Regions from separate parts of the Homo sapiens genome. Here region 2 is linked to region 1. Evidence: chromatin loops called from intact Hi-C (ENCODE). Cell type or tissue: K562. All regions are shown on one strand. Region 1 overlaps NR3C1 (nuclear receptor subfamily 3 group C member 1). Region 2 holds the start of ARHGAP26-IT1 (ARHGAP26 intronic transcript 1).

Region 1 (8,000 bases):
TTATAAACATCCATATATCTTATCTCTGAGGATATAATTCTATACAGCAATGAATAAACGACAGCTGTACACTACAACATGAATGAATCCTACAATGTTGAATGAAAAAAGCAAGATGCAAAATGACATATATAATATTCTATTCACATAAAATTCATATACATATGATATTCTATTAACATGGAATTCAAAATATACAAACTGAGTTATATTGTTTAAGGATGTTTATATAGGTAGTAAGAAAAACAAGAAAACAACGATCACATTTGTCAGGGCAGTGGTTACCTCTGGGGAGGAGGAACAAAATAGGATTTGTAAACTTATATGGTCATACTGGAGGCCTCCAAGGTATTGGCAATATTCTATTTCTTGCCCTGGTTGGTAATTACACACTGCTAGCTTTATTATTATTATTTTTCATTAAATTGTATGTATGGTCATGCACGACATAAATTTCAGTCAATGATGGACAGCATTTATAGTGATGGTCCCATAAAATTATAATGGAGCTGAAAAAGTCCTATCACTTAGCTGCAGCTGTGCATTGTAATACAACACCATGCTTATGTTTGTGGTGATGCTGGTATAAACAAACCTACCGTGCTACCAGTTATAGAAAAGTACAGCAAATACAACTGTGTACAGTACATAATACTCGATAATGATAATAAATGACTATGTTGGTGGTTTATGTATTTACTGTATTATACTTTTTTCATTATTTTAGAGTGTACTTCTTGTCCTTTTTTTTTTTTGTTAACTGTCAAACACTCTCAGCCAGGTCTTTCAGTAGGTATATCAGAAAAAGGCACTGTTATCACAGAAAACGACAGCTCTGTGTTTGTTATTGCCCCTGAAGGCCTTCCAGTGGGATAACATGTGAAGGTTGAACACTGATGACACTGACTTTGTATAGGCCTAGGTTAATGTGTGTGTTTGTGTATTAGTTTTTAGTAACAGTTTTAAAAATAAAAACATCTTAAAAATGGAAAAAAGCTTACAGAAGAAGGACATAAAATTTTCTTTACAGCTGTACAATGTGTGTGTTTTAAGCTAAGTGTTACTAAAAAGGAGTCAAAATGTTAAAAAAATTAAAAGTTTACAAAGTAAAAAAGTTACAGTAGGCTAAGGTTAATTTATTATTGAAGAAAATTTTTCTATAAATTTAGTGTAGCCTAAGTCTACAGAGTTTACACTACAGTAGACTTCATATAATAAATGTCCTAGGCCTTCACATTCACTCACTACTCAATGACTCACAGCAACTTCCAATCCTGGAAGCCCTATTCACAGTAAGCACCTATACAGGTGTACTATTTTTTTCCTCTTTTATATTGTATTTTTATTGTACCTTTTCTATGTTTAGATACATAAATACTTACCGATGTATTAGAGGTGCCTGCAGTGTTCAGTACAGTAACATGCTGTAAGTTTGTGGCCTGGAAGCAACAGCTATACCATATGGTCCAGGTGTACTGTAGGACATACCATTCAGATTTGTGTAAGTTCACTCTATGATGTCTGCACAATGATGACATCGCCTAATGATGCATTTCTCAGAACCTATCTCTGTTGTTAAGCAATACATGACTGCATATTTGTTTTGTTCATTCTCATGTACATATGCTTGTTTCACAGTAAAAAAAAATGTAACTCAAAATAAAAAATAGAAAAAGAAACAGATAGCATGACCTCCCCTACTCCAGTCTTTGATGATTTCTTACCTTTTGTTGTCTACATTTTCTCTTTCTAGAACTCCTAAGCTGGTTCTCTAATTCTCTTATCTTCTCCCCTATTTTACATTGCTGTCTTTTTGCTCTTATTTCTGGGATATTTTCTTACTTTTATCTTTCAATCCTTCAACTGAGCTTTTCATTTATGTTATCATCCTTTTAACTTTCAAGAGTTTAGTTTTATTCTCTGAATGTTCCCTTTTTCAAAATCCTTTAATTTGATAAATGCATTATTTTTCTTATTTCTGAGGATATAAGTAATAGGTTTGAGGGAAGTTTCCTTATCCAAGATGACTGCTCTGTTGTTTGTTCTGATCTCTGTCCTGAAGCTAGAAGCTCTCCCCTTCCTTTCACCCTATCCTTCTCCTCCTTCCTTCTAGGCTGAGGGTTGGTGGGGCTCCGGACTAAAGGATTCCAGACACAGCTGAGAGTAGAAATATCTTAAAAACAAAAGGAAGTTTAAGTGAGCCATTACATACCAAATTATTAATGGCATTCATTCAGTTGAAGAACACAGAGAAAAAGAAGAATGAAGAAAAATTAACAGAACTTCATGGACCTGAGAGACAGTATCAAATGGCCTTACATATGAATGGAGTCCCAGAAGGGGAAGACAATGAAAATTCAAGAGAAAGATAATGAAGACATAATGACTAGAATTAGTTAATTTAGCATGGTCACAGGACACAATATTTTTAAAACATTCTATATATGCGACAAACAATTGGAAAATAAAATTTATATTAATATAATTTAATAACTAGCAAAACACATATACACAATAGATATGGGACAAAAGATGTGCAAGAGCTTTACAGGAAAAATGAGAAAATATTGCTGAAAGGAACTAAAGATCTGAAAATATTGTTGAAATAAACTAAATATCTGACTAAATGGAGAGATATACAGTGTTCCTGGATTGGAAGACTCAATATAGACTCAATCCCCAAATTGAAGTCTCTTATACCCAAATTGATTTAATTTCAATGCAATACCAATCATAATCCCAGCAGGCTTTTTTTGTGTGTGTATAGAAATTGACAGGCTGACTCTAAAATTTATAGGGAATACAAAGGACCTGGAAGAACCTTAGACTTTGGCCCTGCCTTCTGGGGAAGGGTTAGTTATCTCTTTAAAGATGATTTTTTTTTTTTTTTTTTTTTTTTGAGACAGAGTCTCGCTCTGTCGCCCAGGCTGGAGTCCAATGGCACAATCTTGGCTCACTGCAACCTCCGCCTCCTGGGTTGAAGAGATTCCCCTGCCTCAGCCTCCCGAGTAGCTGGGATTACAGGTGCGCGCCACCACGCCCAGCTATTTTTTGTATTTTTAGTAGAGACAGGGTTTCACCATGTTGGCCAGGCTGGTCTTGAACTCCTGACCTCGTGATCCGCCCGGCTTGGCCTCCCAAAGTGCTGGGGTTACAGACATGGGCCACCACACCCGGCCAAAAGGCGATATTTTTTAAAACACATCAATTGATTTACCAAATATATATTTTTAAACTTTTAGGCTTGGGGATACATGTGAGGGTTCGTTAAATAGGTAAACACATGTCACGGGGGCTTGTTGTACATATTATTTCATCACCCAGATATTAGGCCCAGTACCCAATAGTTGTATCTTTTCTGCTCCTCTCCCTCCTCCCACCCTCAGTACCAGGAATTAAATATGAATAATGAAGGTAGCTCAGCCAATAAAACTGAATCAGTTCTTCAGTCTGTGGGCAAACACAAAATTCTTCTTTCAGAGGTTTGATAAGCTGTTGTAGTTTCGAAATGATCCAAATAATAACTTACATGACTTGATTTATTAAGAAGCCTGAAATATATTAAACAAATCACAGCTCCAAAGAATGAACAATAGGATAATGGAATGTTAAAGGAAAACAAACCAATTTAAAGGAAATTTCCATCTGCAAAAGGCTTAGTAGGATCTGCTAACTCAGAATCAGGAGTGTTCTTTAATTTATGAGGTTCTCATTTCAGTACTTTAAAAAATTAACGGTAAATGGCCCCATGGCTTATAGCAAAAGGAGACATTCTATTTAAGCAAAGTTATTAGAACAATGGTGATTGTGAGAAGAGCTGAAAACAAAAGTCAGTCACTCAGCAACTAGAATGCCAGAAAGAAAAAAGAAAAGACAAAAATAGAAATACATCTACCACTGGTCCTTTCAGGACATCTGGATACATGGCTCATAACTACCCCAAGTAACATCCCTTTCAAACACAAGAAGAGAAGTCTTCTAACTGCCAAAACTGTTCTAACAGAACATGTGTATCATATCCTAATTAGTATTAGCATATTTTTTGACCACCAGAAAGTTGAAAGTGAAATGATGTTATTTAATATAAACCTGTTCTTAAATAATACTTCTCCTAAGAATATTTTTTAGTTATTAAAATAGAATTTTGGGGAAAGAAAAGACCCACTTCAAATACTCTGTGGTCAAATATAAAATTATAATTTACAACAGATAATATATTCAAATGCCCTCAAATTTTATTATGAATTGAACTGAAATATTAGTACTATGGGCTTAACATCAATAATTTTATAGCAAAGAAAATACAGAGAGGGAGGAGGGGCAAAATGAATGTCTTTTTATCACATGTCCTGACTCACTTCTACTGGTGCTTGTCCAGGATGATGCAATTATTGAATCATAAGCTGTTCCACTGATGCCATGTTCAAAATGACAAGTCTCAGTCTCTCAGACTTTCAACAAGAATCTACGACAGCCACAGTCAAAACAGTATGAATAACAAAAAGGTGCCATGCAGGTGTTTCACAGAAAAAAAAAAACCAAGAAACTATTACATTTTAAGAATTAAAATTTCTTTCCTTCTGGTTACTTCGTTTAGTCTGTTCATTTTTTATGATCATACTATAATGACGGAGGCTAACTCTTGCTTAGTACGTGGCAGGCACTATGCCAAATCATCTACAGGAATTATCTTGGTTATTTTAATCTTGGCAACATCTCTGAGAATGGGTTCTATTAATATCCCCACTTAAGGGATAAGGAAACTGAGGCTTAGAAGGTCTACTGTCCAAGGTCACCAAGGTGGTGGCTCTGTGAGAACTGGAATCTAGATTCTCAGACCTCCAGGGGAGGAGTTTACTCAATGCATTCTGTTGTTGCTCTCCATATTGATGACATATCAATGACATTTATTATGGAAAAACATTTGCTGAATCAATTTAAGAGAAGTTGGAAATGTCAGTAAAAACCTTCATAGCAGTATGAGAATATGTTTCCAAAAACCAGGAGAAGGAGATGCCCCAAAATGTTTTAAGAAGGAATCAGAAAGTCCTGAGCAAGGAAGCATCGAAAAATGATCGAGTTCCTAGCCAGGAGCCAGGAAATGTGCTTTGTAATTGGAATTATAACTGCCCTGAGTAAAACAGATTGTGTTTTCATGAAGCTTCAACAGCTCATTGTAGGAGACATACAAGGAAAAGGCCAGTTAAAATACACTGTGATTCATGCCGCCATGTGAGAATATCAAAGGACCTTTAGACATAGAGAGGTGTCAGAGAAGTCTTCTGATTTGCTACGAGCTGGAAAGGTAAGTAGAGAGGGAAGTCGAGGAAGAGAAGACAGTCATGTGTGAAGTTTCCTGGCACCCAGAGTATAGCTCTTTTAGGGGAACCCAAAGACAACAGAAGATGACAAAAAAATATACTAAATAACACTAGAAAACACTGTCCAACCAAGGTTCTAAGTGATCTGAAAGTCACAGGTTAAATTTCATAAGGACAAATATAAGATAGCATCTAGGGAATGGAAAGTGACAAGCACAATGGTCATACTGCCTTTTCATATTTAGAATGGCACAGTATTCTAGTGCAATGCAGAGCCCAGAACTAGGAAATGGGCAACTACTGGGATTCCAGATATCTTTCTATCACCAACTCACAGGGTGACAATCAACAGCTCTTTCAGCTTCCCTGGGTTTCGGCTCCCTCTTTGGTAACTCATGGATAAAGCTAATTGTCTAGCAGGAGGCAGGTTGCTTGACCTGATAGTCTCCTCGGGACTTTCTAAAATCAATGACTCTCTAACTCAGATACATGATGGCTAACAACCAGGGATGAACAACAATACTATCTTAATGAGAACCACTAATAGAAATTAACACTATGTGTGAGGTAGGTACTATTATTATCCCCATTATATAGACAAAGAAAAATGCAAACTCAGAGAAGTTAAATTATCTGCACAATTTCATATAACTAGCCATTAGTGGAGTCAGAGTTCTCTTTCAGGCATCCCAGCTACAGAGTCCATATCCCTAACCATCAGAATATGCCATATGCTTCCTCTTTCTTACAAGTTGCAATATTCCCAGTATTGTTACTCTGTGTGTATTTATGATACGTAACTTTTTAATCTTCATAATATTCTTGGAAGGTGTTATTCCCATTCAGAGATGAAATCAAAACCTTGAGAGTTCCTACAGGGATTTAGTTGTGGCACTGGGCCTAGATTTTATCATGACCTCTATCACTATGCTCTTTCAAATACAGCAAATTATAGAGATTAAATAAACCAGCATCATAGATAAATGAACTGCAAATCTCATTCACTCAATTTTTTGTCATCAATTAATTTATAAAAAGAATATTAGTATTAACAAAAGATATTTTACTTTTATAAATCAGTCACTGTCAGCTATTTTTTTTTCTAAATTGTAGAATTTTACTAATTATGTTCCTTTTGGACTGTATAAGATGTAGCACCTTTAAGTTATTTAACTATGACATAGTGCTTAGAATTTAAACATTTTTAAACATTATATTTTGCTATGGCTCATTTGGAAAATCTAAGCTTTAAAAAGACTAAGACAAATTAGGTAAGAGAGAAAAAGTAGACTCCCAACAATTTTTCATACCCATATCGTACAAAAGTTTGCTTTTCTAATATTATAAAGCCAATTCTTAAATTTTATTTCAGCATGTCCTGATAGTACACAGGTGAAACCAAACAACCACCACATCAAAATAATAGCAAAGACAACAACTAATACTAATTAGTTATTATGGTCTAAGTACTTTATTAATTCTAATTCTTACAAAAACCTTATGCATTATTACTAGCCCCATTTTATGAATGAGGACATTTAAGCTCAGAAAGGGTTGCTAACTTTCCCAAAGAAAGTCACACAACTAGAAAATAGCCATACGGCAGGTCTTTGAATAATGTTTTGTTCAACATTGTTTTAACGTTGATGAGAAAAAAAAAATGATGCTGACTGGGCGCGGTAGCTCACGCCTGTAATCCCATCACTTTGGGAGGCCAAGGCGGGTGGATCACCTGAGGTCAGGAGTTCCAGACCAGCTTGGCCAACATGGTGAAACCTTGTCTCTACTAAAAATACAAAAATTAGCCAGGTGTGGTGGCGGGCGCCTGTAATCCCAGCTACTTGGGAGGCTGAGGCAGGAGAAACTCTTGAACCCGGGAGGTGGAGGTTGTAGTGAGCTGAGATCACACCACTGCACTGCAATCCAGCCTGGGTGACAGAGTGAGACTCCATGCCCCACCCTCACCCCCCACAAAAAAAAGAAAAAAAACTGATGCCTGCCCAGCTCTGTCCAGGGCCACTGTCTGTGTAGAGTTGGCTCGTTCTTCCCATGTCTGTGTAGTTTTTCTCCAGATACTTCGCTTTCCTCCCACATCCCGAAGCTGTGTGTGATACGGTAACTGGCATGTCTGAAGGGTCCCAGTTTGAGTGTGAGTGTGCATTTGAGTGCACCCTACAATGGGGTGGCGTCCTGTCTATAGGGTCAGTTGCTCTGAGCTATGAGTATAAGCTGCAGGCCCCCTGGACCCTGAACTGGAATGAACACATTGGAAAATGAATGAATACAAATTATTATTATTGTTTTTTGAGACAGAGTCTAGCTCTGTCACCAGGCCGGAGTGCAGGGGCACAATCTCGGCTTACTGCAACCTCCACCTCCCAGGTTCAAGCAATTCTCCTGCCTCAGCCTCCCAAATAGCTGGGATTACAGGTGTGTACCACCACACCTGGCTAATTTTTGTATTTTTAGTAGAGATGGGGATTCCCCATGTTGGTCAGGCTGGTGTTGAACTCCTGACCTCCAGTGACCCGCCTGCCTTGGCCTCCCAAAGTGCCGGGATTACAGACGTGAGCCACTGTGCCTGGCCTACAAATTAATATAAAATGAAAATTCATAAAGTCTGCGATAATCATTCAAATGCATGACAATAAACAGTGCAGTTTAAAAATGCTCAGCAAG
Region 2 (8,000 bases), 150 kb before region 1:
ACCACAAGGCCAGAGCAGGAATAGTATTTTGAAGATATAGCTTCTTAGGCCCCAACCCTGCCATAGTCATTCAATTTCTTGCTAATGTTAGGACTTGCCATTTTGTAAAGTACATTTGATTTTCTTTCATTTTTGTAATTTTGTCATTTGTAATAGTCCTTCCCGGAGGGGAGTCTCCCTTCCTTCCTATAGTTTTCTGGGAGAATGACAGAAAATTTGAGTATATATAGTAGAGTACCATTTTGTCATGATAAGGCTGGGTGACAATGTTGGAAGAAGGAAGAGCTGACAGAGACATGCTGTGGGGTTTTGGGGATGACATTGTGGAAAGTTTACCCTCACTAACATTTCAGGTAGGTATATTTGAAAGTGTAGACTGATGATTTCTGAAGGGAACTGAATGAGCTTGTACCACTGTGACCATGAATACCGTTGCAAGTGAATTAACATAAATATACTGACAAAAAGTGAGTAGAACTTTAGAACTGTTACATCTCAGGTAGTGAAAGTGAGGGTAACCTAGAAAAAGGAGGTGTAATAACTGTAGTATCAAACAGTGTGTTGCATCCTGCAAATAGCTAGAGATGTGGCAGGTTACACAGAAGAAGAGAAGTCCCTGGGCTGTTTGTTTGGGGCTTGTGTAGTTCCCCGTTTCCAAAATGGAACAAGCGACATACTCTTTTAAGGGTGCACAGAGACTTCATTGAAAAGGCAAGCATTTGTTTCCCTAAACAGAATGACTTTTTAGCTTTACCAAGAAACAATTTCTTGCAGGAAAAGTATGTTTTGCTGTTATCAGCTACTACTGGGAATTCTGCTACAGACAGGCCAATGTTTACCACTGATCTTCTTTCCACAGTTCTTTCAAAATAGGACCCTTTCCATTAAGTTCACATAGTATTCTGGGAAAAGTCTCTGTGATTAAGCAAAGAGACTGTGAAGGAGCTTAGGCAGAAATGGGGGTTAGCTTTGTTTTAATCCTAAATGTTTAACCATAAAAAAGATGCACTTGGGCTTAAGACAGTGAGCCCTCAGCAGTCTACTTTGTTGAGATCTCGGCTCAGATGTCACCCAAAAGAAGTTGCCCTAGCCACAGAATCCAAATTACACCCACACACCCTCCCCACCCAGGCACCTGCTTTCACACTGCCTTGATTTTAGTTGATTTCATAGCTCTTAATACCACCTAAAATTATCTTCTTTGGTTGTTTACGAGTTTATTTTCTGCTTTACACACTCATAAGTAGTATTTCCTAAATTTTTTCCATTAGGATAATAATTAAAATATTATCAAAAAGCATGTACTTCCAATAAGTGTTTGTTTTTATTTACTTAATTATAAAGTGTATACCTGCCTTAGTAATTGCTATATTACACACATTAGAAAACATAAAAAATATAAATGTTATAAGAATCAGATATTTAAAATGCCAATAGGAGCTTTGATATTTTTCTCCTCCACCAGCCTGTGTTCTCGCCCACCCTACCTTGAAGCCTACTGAACTTGAATGTAAGCTGCCTGAGAGCAGAGGGCTTGCTTGGCTTGTTACCTGCTGTGTTTCCAGTGCCTACAACTGTGCCTAGCATGTACTAGGTGCTAAGTAAATATTTGATTATTAAATATTTATTGTTGAGTAGTAAACAAGGCTAAGGCACAATTCACTCTTCCAGGCTCCTAATAGCTAAGGTTTTACTACATCTTTGGAGGACAGAAGGAGGGGGGGGAAAAAAAAAAAAAGACCTGGTTTCTGGGGTTCAGAATGCCTTCCTAATACAATATGTGCTGAATAAGGATTTACTGTAATGATTCAAATCCTTCACCAAAGAGGTAATTACAGCTTCCTTGGTAAGAGCAGAGCTCAGGCAGACAGACAGGTGGTTTCTAGTTTCTCTTATAACAGATGGCACAAATGGACCAGCTTCTGAAGCTTTTTGAGGAAATTTGCTCATAAACAGTTTTAAATATTTTTCTTTTATATCTTCCAACACATGCTTCTTAAAGTAAAAATGCTTCAGTAGATTGCAGGCAAGGGCACATATTATGAATAGTGCTGCACGGGGCAGGGTGCTTGCAGTTTGCCTGAGTAGCAGATGCAGCATGTCAGGAACATAAGAGGGAGGCTCTGTGCGCCATGGTGGCTAGATATACATTGAATTTTCGAAGTGCTTAAGGAAAAAACAAAGCTGTCCACCAAGAATTTTATGATCAGCAAAACTATTCTTCTCAAATGAAAGTGAAATAAAGATATTCCCAGACAATTTCTAGAAGAAAGCATAGGAGAAAATGTGTAGGTTAGGCAAATACTTAGATTTAACATCAAAAGCACAATTTAAAAAGAAAAAAATTAACAAATTGAACTTGACCAAAATTAAAAATGTTTGCCCTTCAAAAGACACCACTGAAAAAATGAGAGGACAAGCCACACACTGGGAAAATATATTTGCAAATATTATCACTAATAAAGAACTTGTATCCAGAATCTATGCAGAAATCTTACTACTCAATAAGAACATGGTGTCCATAGAATGGAATAGAATTCAGTAATAAACATGAATTGACTACTTATACACGCCAGAACATGGGTGAACTTCAGAAAACATGCTAAATGAAATGTCAGACACAAAAGACCACACAATATGCAATTCCACTTTTGTGAAATATCTAGAAAAGGCAGATCTCTAGAGTTAGAATGCAGATCAGTGGTTGCCTGTGGCTGAGCATGGGAGCAGGGCTTAACTGCAAATGGCAGGAAGGACCTTTTTGGGGTGATGGTGGCATTATAAAACTGAATATGGATGATGCTTGCACAGCTCCATCAGTATTCTAAAAGTTGTACACTTAAGTAAGGCAGATAAATTTCATGGTATATAAATTATACCTCAATAAAGCTGTTTTAAACTCTCCCAGGAGTACAAAGCATTCCTTAAATGTTGATAACTGTTGTTGTTTTTATTATTCTGTAGGTAGTGTAGACAAATGATACCAAAATTAAGAGAGAAACATTAAATGACTGTGTACACCTTGCTTGAGTGGACAAATATGCTTTTCATTCATTAAATTGGCTCTTCCAAATAATTAAGTAGATCTTGGGAAAATATATGCCACACTTTTACAAGAGGGTATAAAAGGATTAGTGGCCGAGAACAGAAATTTCCAAAATGTGAGCTGTGTGACACTGAGATAGCTGAAATAGCTTTAAGTGGTGCTTGGGTGAACTTTATTCTATATACTAATAATAATGAGATATTATTTGCAATGGGCTAAAGTAGACATTTGTTAAAGAGATCAATCTAAAGAAAATATTAAGAAAATATGTATTAAAATTACATGTGATACACAGATGTGACAAACGTCATGAAGGTGGGACACTCATGACTGAGTTTGGGCGCCACCACCCAGTAGCCAGGAGCAAGAACAATGCCAGTGGGTGGCTGAGAATGAATACTGAAACACAGGCATTCATCCAAGTTTATGCCCAATGTGCCTGTCTCCCTCCCAACCAGAAATGAAATGTCTGAATGTCCCCTTCCATCGTATTTGTCAGGCCTGTCTTAGGCAAGCCGACAAGTGGCCATATGTGGAGCTGTCGTGACAACACCAGAATGAGAGCTGTACCGTTTTATGACATCAGATAATTCTGACTCAGAAATGTCTGCCTTCCCTGTCTGCCAGCAGTCTTACCCTTGGTTTCTGGTAGATCCATTTCCATTCTTTTAACTATTTACTTGATCCTGTGGAGTCTTTCTTAAAAATACAGTCTTTAGATATTGTCAGTTCTAAGCATTCACAGTGTGCAAGAGATAAAAGAGGGATAAGACAACTGCAATTCAATGTAGCATCAAGACGGGAAGAAAAACACAGCCCTTGAAGATTCCAAGGAGAAAGATCTAACTCACTGGAGAAAGATCAAACTCATCGTGATATCAAAGAAGCCTGAGGAAGGAGGTCGCATTTGAAATGGGCTTTGAGTGGCGGATGAGCAGTGGTTACAGGAAAGGGAAAGGCATTTCAGATGGGAACAGCAGCACCAGCAGGAACATGGAGGTGCAAAAGGTTAAAGCATACTCATGGCACAAGTAAAGCCATTTGTTTAGAACAGGGGTAGGCAAACCAAGGCCCACAGGCCACATCCAGCCAGGTGCCTGCTTGCTCTATGGCTTGTGAGAAAAGAGTGTTTTTCCATTGTTACATTTTAAATGGTTATATAAGTAGCTAAATAATATTCTCAGTTTTGCCTCTTGGCCTGCAATGTCTAAACTATTTACTTTATGGCCCCTTAAGAAAAAGTTTGCTGACTTGGAGACCCCTGGGGACTTTGAAGGCAAGTAATGAGTACTGAGAGGGGAGTTGGGGCTCTATTGTGAAACGCCTTGGAATGAGGAAACCCAGCTAGCTTAAGGGAAAAAAATGGAAGTCATAAGCTGACATTTTGGGAAGTCTCATGGTGGATCTAACCCTCAGCACATTTGGATTTAAGAGCCCAAATTATCATTTTGCTTGGCTCTTCTTCCCTCTTTTTTTTTCATGTTAACTTCATTTGCAGACAGATGTTGGCCATGTAACATGAAAAAAGATCTCTGGTCACCCTAAGCCAATACATTTTATTGTTGGATCCAGAAAGAAGAGCATTCATATGCAGTAGGCGCTCCTCATCTACGGTTTTGCTTTCCTTGGCTTCAGTTACTTATGGTCAATGACTGTCTGAAAATATTAAATGAAAAATTATAAAAACAAATAATTTGTAAGTTTTAAACTTCATAGCATTCCAAGTAGCATGATGAAGTCTTGCTCCCCACATGATGAAGTCCTGCTCCCCGGGACAGGAATCATCCCTTTGCCACACTGTGGACACTGGCCACCCTTTAGTTGTTTAGTAGCTACCTCAGTTATCAGATTGACTCCAGGTATTACAGTGCTTATTTTCTTTTCTTTTTTTTTTTTTTTTTTTTTTTTTGAGGCAGAGTCTCGCTCTGTCACCCAGGCTGGAGTGCAGTGGCACGATCTCGGCTCACTGCAACCTCCGCCTCCCAGGTTCAAGCGATTCTCCTGCCTTAGCCTCTTGAATAGCTGCGATCACAGGTATACAGCCACCAAACCTGGCTAATTTTTGTATTTTTAGTAAAGGTGGGGTTTCACCATGTTGGCCAGGCTGGTCTCGAACTCCTGAGCTCGGGTGATCTACCCACCTTGGCCTACCACAAGTGCTGGGATTACAGGCGTGAGCCACCATGCCCCGGCCTACAGTGCTTATGTTCAAGTAACCCTTACTTTACTTAACAGTGGCCCCAAAGTCCAAGAGTGGTAATGCTGGCAATTTGCATATGCTAAAGAGAAGCCGTAAAGTGCTTCCTGTAAGTGAAAAGGTGAAAGTTACTGACTTAAGGAAGGGAAAATATATGCTGAGGCTGCTACGGTTTATGGTACAGTAAGATATTTTGAGACATTACATTCACATAATTTTCATTATATTGTTATAATTGTTTTATCATTGTAGTTGTTCATCTCTTATTATGCTTAAATGTATAAATTAAACTTTACCATAGATATATACATATAAAAAACATAGTATATACATAGTTTGGTACTATCCACGGTTTCAGGCATCCACTGGGCATCTTGGAACATAACCACCGAGGATAAGGGGGCACTACTTTGTTAGACTCCACAGATGAACAAGGGTCAGTTGTCCACACTGACCACTGTGGCCAGCCTGGATCACATGCCTGCCCTGCAGTGAAATCAGCAGGACACTGGACTCACCTGGGTCACTTAGGATGGAAAAGAACTTCTCCAAGTGAACCAGAAGAAGGGGAATGCAAAAATTCTAGAATAAACTGTAACTACATATTCCAGTCTGCCAGAGTAAGGAATTTATTCTACATTCGTTAAGTAATGAGAAATTTATGAGCAGGAAAATGCTCTTCATTCAACAACATTCAACAAATATTTATTAAGCTATGTCTTTAGCAGGTGTTTGTACTTACAGTGCACAGTAGGATGGACTGGAATGGTAAAAGGTAAAGAAAACAGGCTGGAGATTCTTATAATAGTCTAGGTGAGAAGGCCTTATCCTATGAGCAATGGGGAAGCATTGAAGTGTTTTAAGCAGAGAAATGATGTAATCATCAGATTTGAATTTCGAAATGTTCACCAAGAATAGTTCTCTTAAGTTAAGCATTTATGTATGAAACCTTTTTGCACTATAAGTTTGCTTAGTAACTTGTAGATTATCCAGAGTAAATTTGGATCCACCTCAGATTTGGAAAAAAAAAAAAATTTTGTGAGATCAGAATTGTGTTTTGCCATGTCCATTTTTCATTGACTTCTCTGTGGATATTTGGTTTTGAAGGACAAGAACTAGAAGAGAATATAAAAATGATTTTCCTTCAATTTGTTTTTATTCACAGATGGTGAAACTCTTTTTCTCCAGCGGAAAGGGTGATTTTGCTGGAAAATCATTTAAAGTTTTTTCCAGTCAAGTCAATAAGCTCCTCAGAACCAAATGAACAAGGGGTAAAAATCACCATGAGGCTTAGTAAGATTACATTCCTCCATGGCAGCCTGCGCCAGCCATTGTGGAGGGCCAGCGGGAACACAGGGAGAGTGTCAGGTTTGTGAATGGTCACGCTGAAGGAGCAGGGCCAGGTGTGGAAGATATAAATGGAGTAGAGAAGAAGCTTGAACAGATTAAAATCAGATCAGAGACAATTTTCCACATGTTTAGACTACTAAATAAGCACCAGAATTAGAGGGAAGGCTGCTACTCGCTTGGAGGGAAAGAAAGAGACTTGGAGACTTTTAGCCTTTTCATCAAAGTTCATCTCTCTTTCTCTCTCTGTCTCATCTGCCTTTCATGGTATCCGGACCAAGGTTCGTGCATTTGCAAGAGTTTAACTTAATCATCCTGGACATTGTCCTTGCAGAAGTGCTGCTTCTATTGCTGAAAAGTCCTGAACATAGTGAAATATTATAGTAGGCTCCTTACTCAAGGAATCTCCTCTCCAGGGTTACCTGTAAGCTGAAATGCCTTGGGCCACTGCTGCTAATTTTAGTTACTCCTTTGTTTTCAGCAGTGGACATTTAGATTCTTATTAAATCTTTTTCCTCCCCCTAGTCCAAACAGGAAATATTCCCTGAAAGTAGACCATACAGGAAAGTATGCCAGAGAGCCAATGCCCCTCAGCCTGTGTTGTTAACATGTTGTGCAGCTTACTCAGAATGCTACATCAGAGACATCCTCCTTGACGTCCCCCTACCCCAGGTAAAAGGAAGAGACCATTGATTTACTGTAATAAGTTTCCCAAAATAAAAAAGTCTCTAAAAGAGTCAACATAATTTCTCAGTGCAGTAGGCAGAGAAACAGTACAAGTTGGGAGCTGCCAACTGTATTATGCAACCTAAACCGTGGATTGGTGCAACAAAGGCTGAACTATCATTTTGCCTCTATTAAACATCCTTCTTCTATGGAGTAAAAGTTGTAGTTTGGGTGGCTGGGGAGACTTTTTTTTTTTTGTAATATTTATTAAGTTGTGGTTATAAAAGTAACATGTTAATTGCAAAAATATGTTTTAAAAGCACAAAAACTTTGCGTATGGGAACAAGGGATATAGGGGAATTCTGTACTTTCTGCTCAATTTTGCTGTGAACCTCAAGCGACTCTAAAAAAATAAAGCTATTTAAAAGTTACCTTTAATCTCATCACCCAGGGAATGCTACTAATATGTTAAGGTACTTACTGTTCATATGTTTTAAGATAGGCTTGAACGTGTATTAAAAAGTACATGAAATATAAATGTACGTCTTAACAAATTATTATTTAGCAAACACCCCCTAAATAATACTAAATTATTATTTAGTAACCACCCCCTCACCCCCCACTGGTTAAGAACTGCAGCCTTGCTGGTGTCCACATCTCTTGCTTTCTCCTCCCCCATCACAGTCCTCTTCTTCCCCACAAGGGCTCTAATCTCATGTTTATGGCAATCAATTAGTTTTTATT

What was found. Peaks named below come from ENCODE experiments on the same cell type or tissue, not always from the same donor. Only the 100,000 strongest peaks of a DNase experiment are listed, where the experiment ranks them.
Region 2: a loop joins it to region 1, with 2.4 times the contacts of the local background. A loop is called at or near these places in 2 of 110 quality-filtered maps.

What each region holds. Positions count from the first base shown.
Region 1 is chr5:143,337,602-143,345,601 of GRCh38, forward strand. All of the region lies in intron 2 of NR3C1 (nuclear receptor subfamily 3 group C member 1), which reads right to left. Among named protein-coding and RNA genes, the nearest start is that of NR3C1, 62 kb to the right of the region's middle. In K562, no CTCF peak of the experiment used is centred here; no DNase peak of the experiment used is centred here.
Region 2 is chr5:143,188,311-143,196,310 of GRCh38, forward strand. The region is part of intron 20 of ARHGAP26 (Rho GTPase activating protein 26); the gene reads left to right. ARHGAP26-IT1 (ARHGAP26 intronic transcript 1) reads left to right here and starts at 4,190. Exons shown (of 2, transcript NR_046816.1): 1 at 4,190-4,322; 2 at 5,602-5,856. In K562, no CTCF peak of the experiment used is centred here; a DNase peak (open chromatin) is centred at 3,628.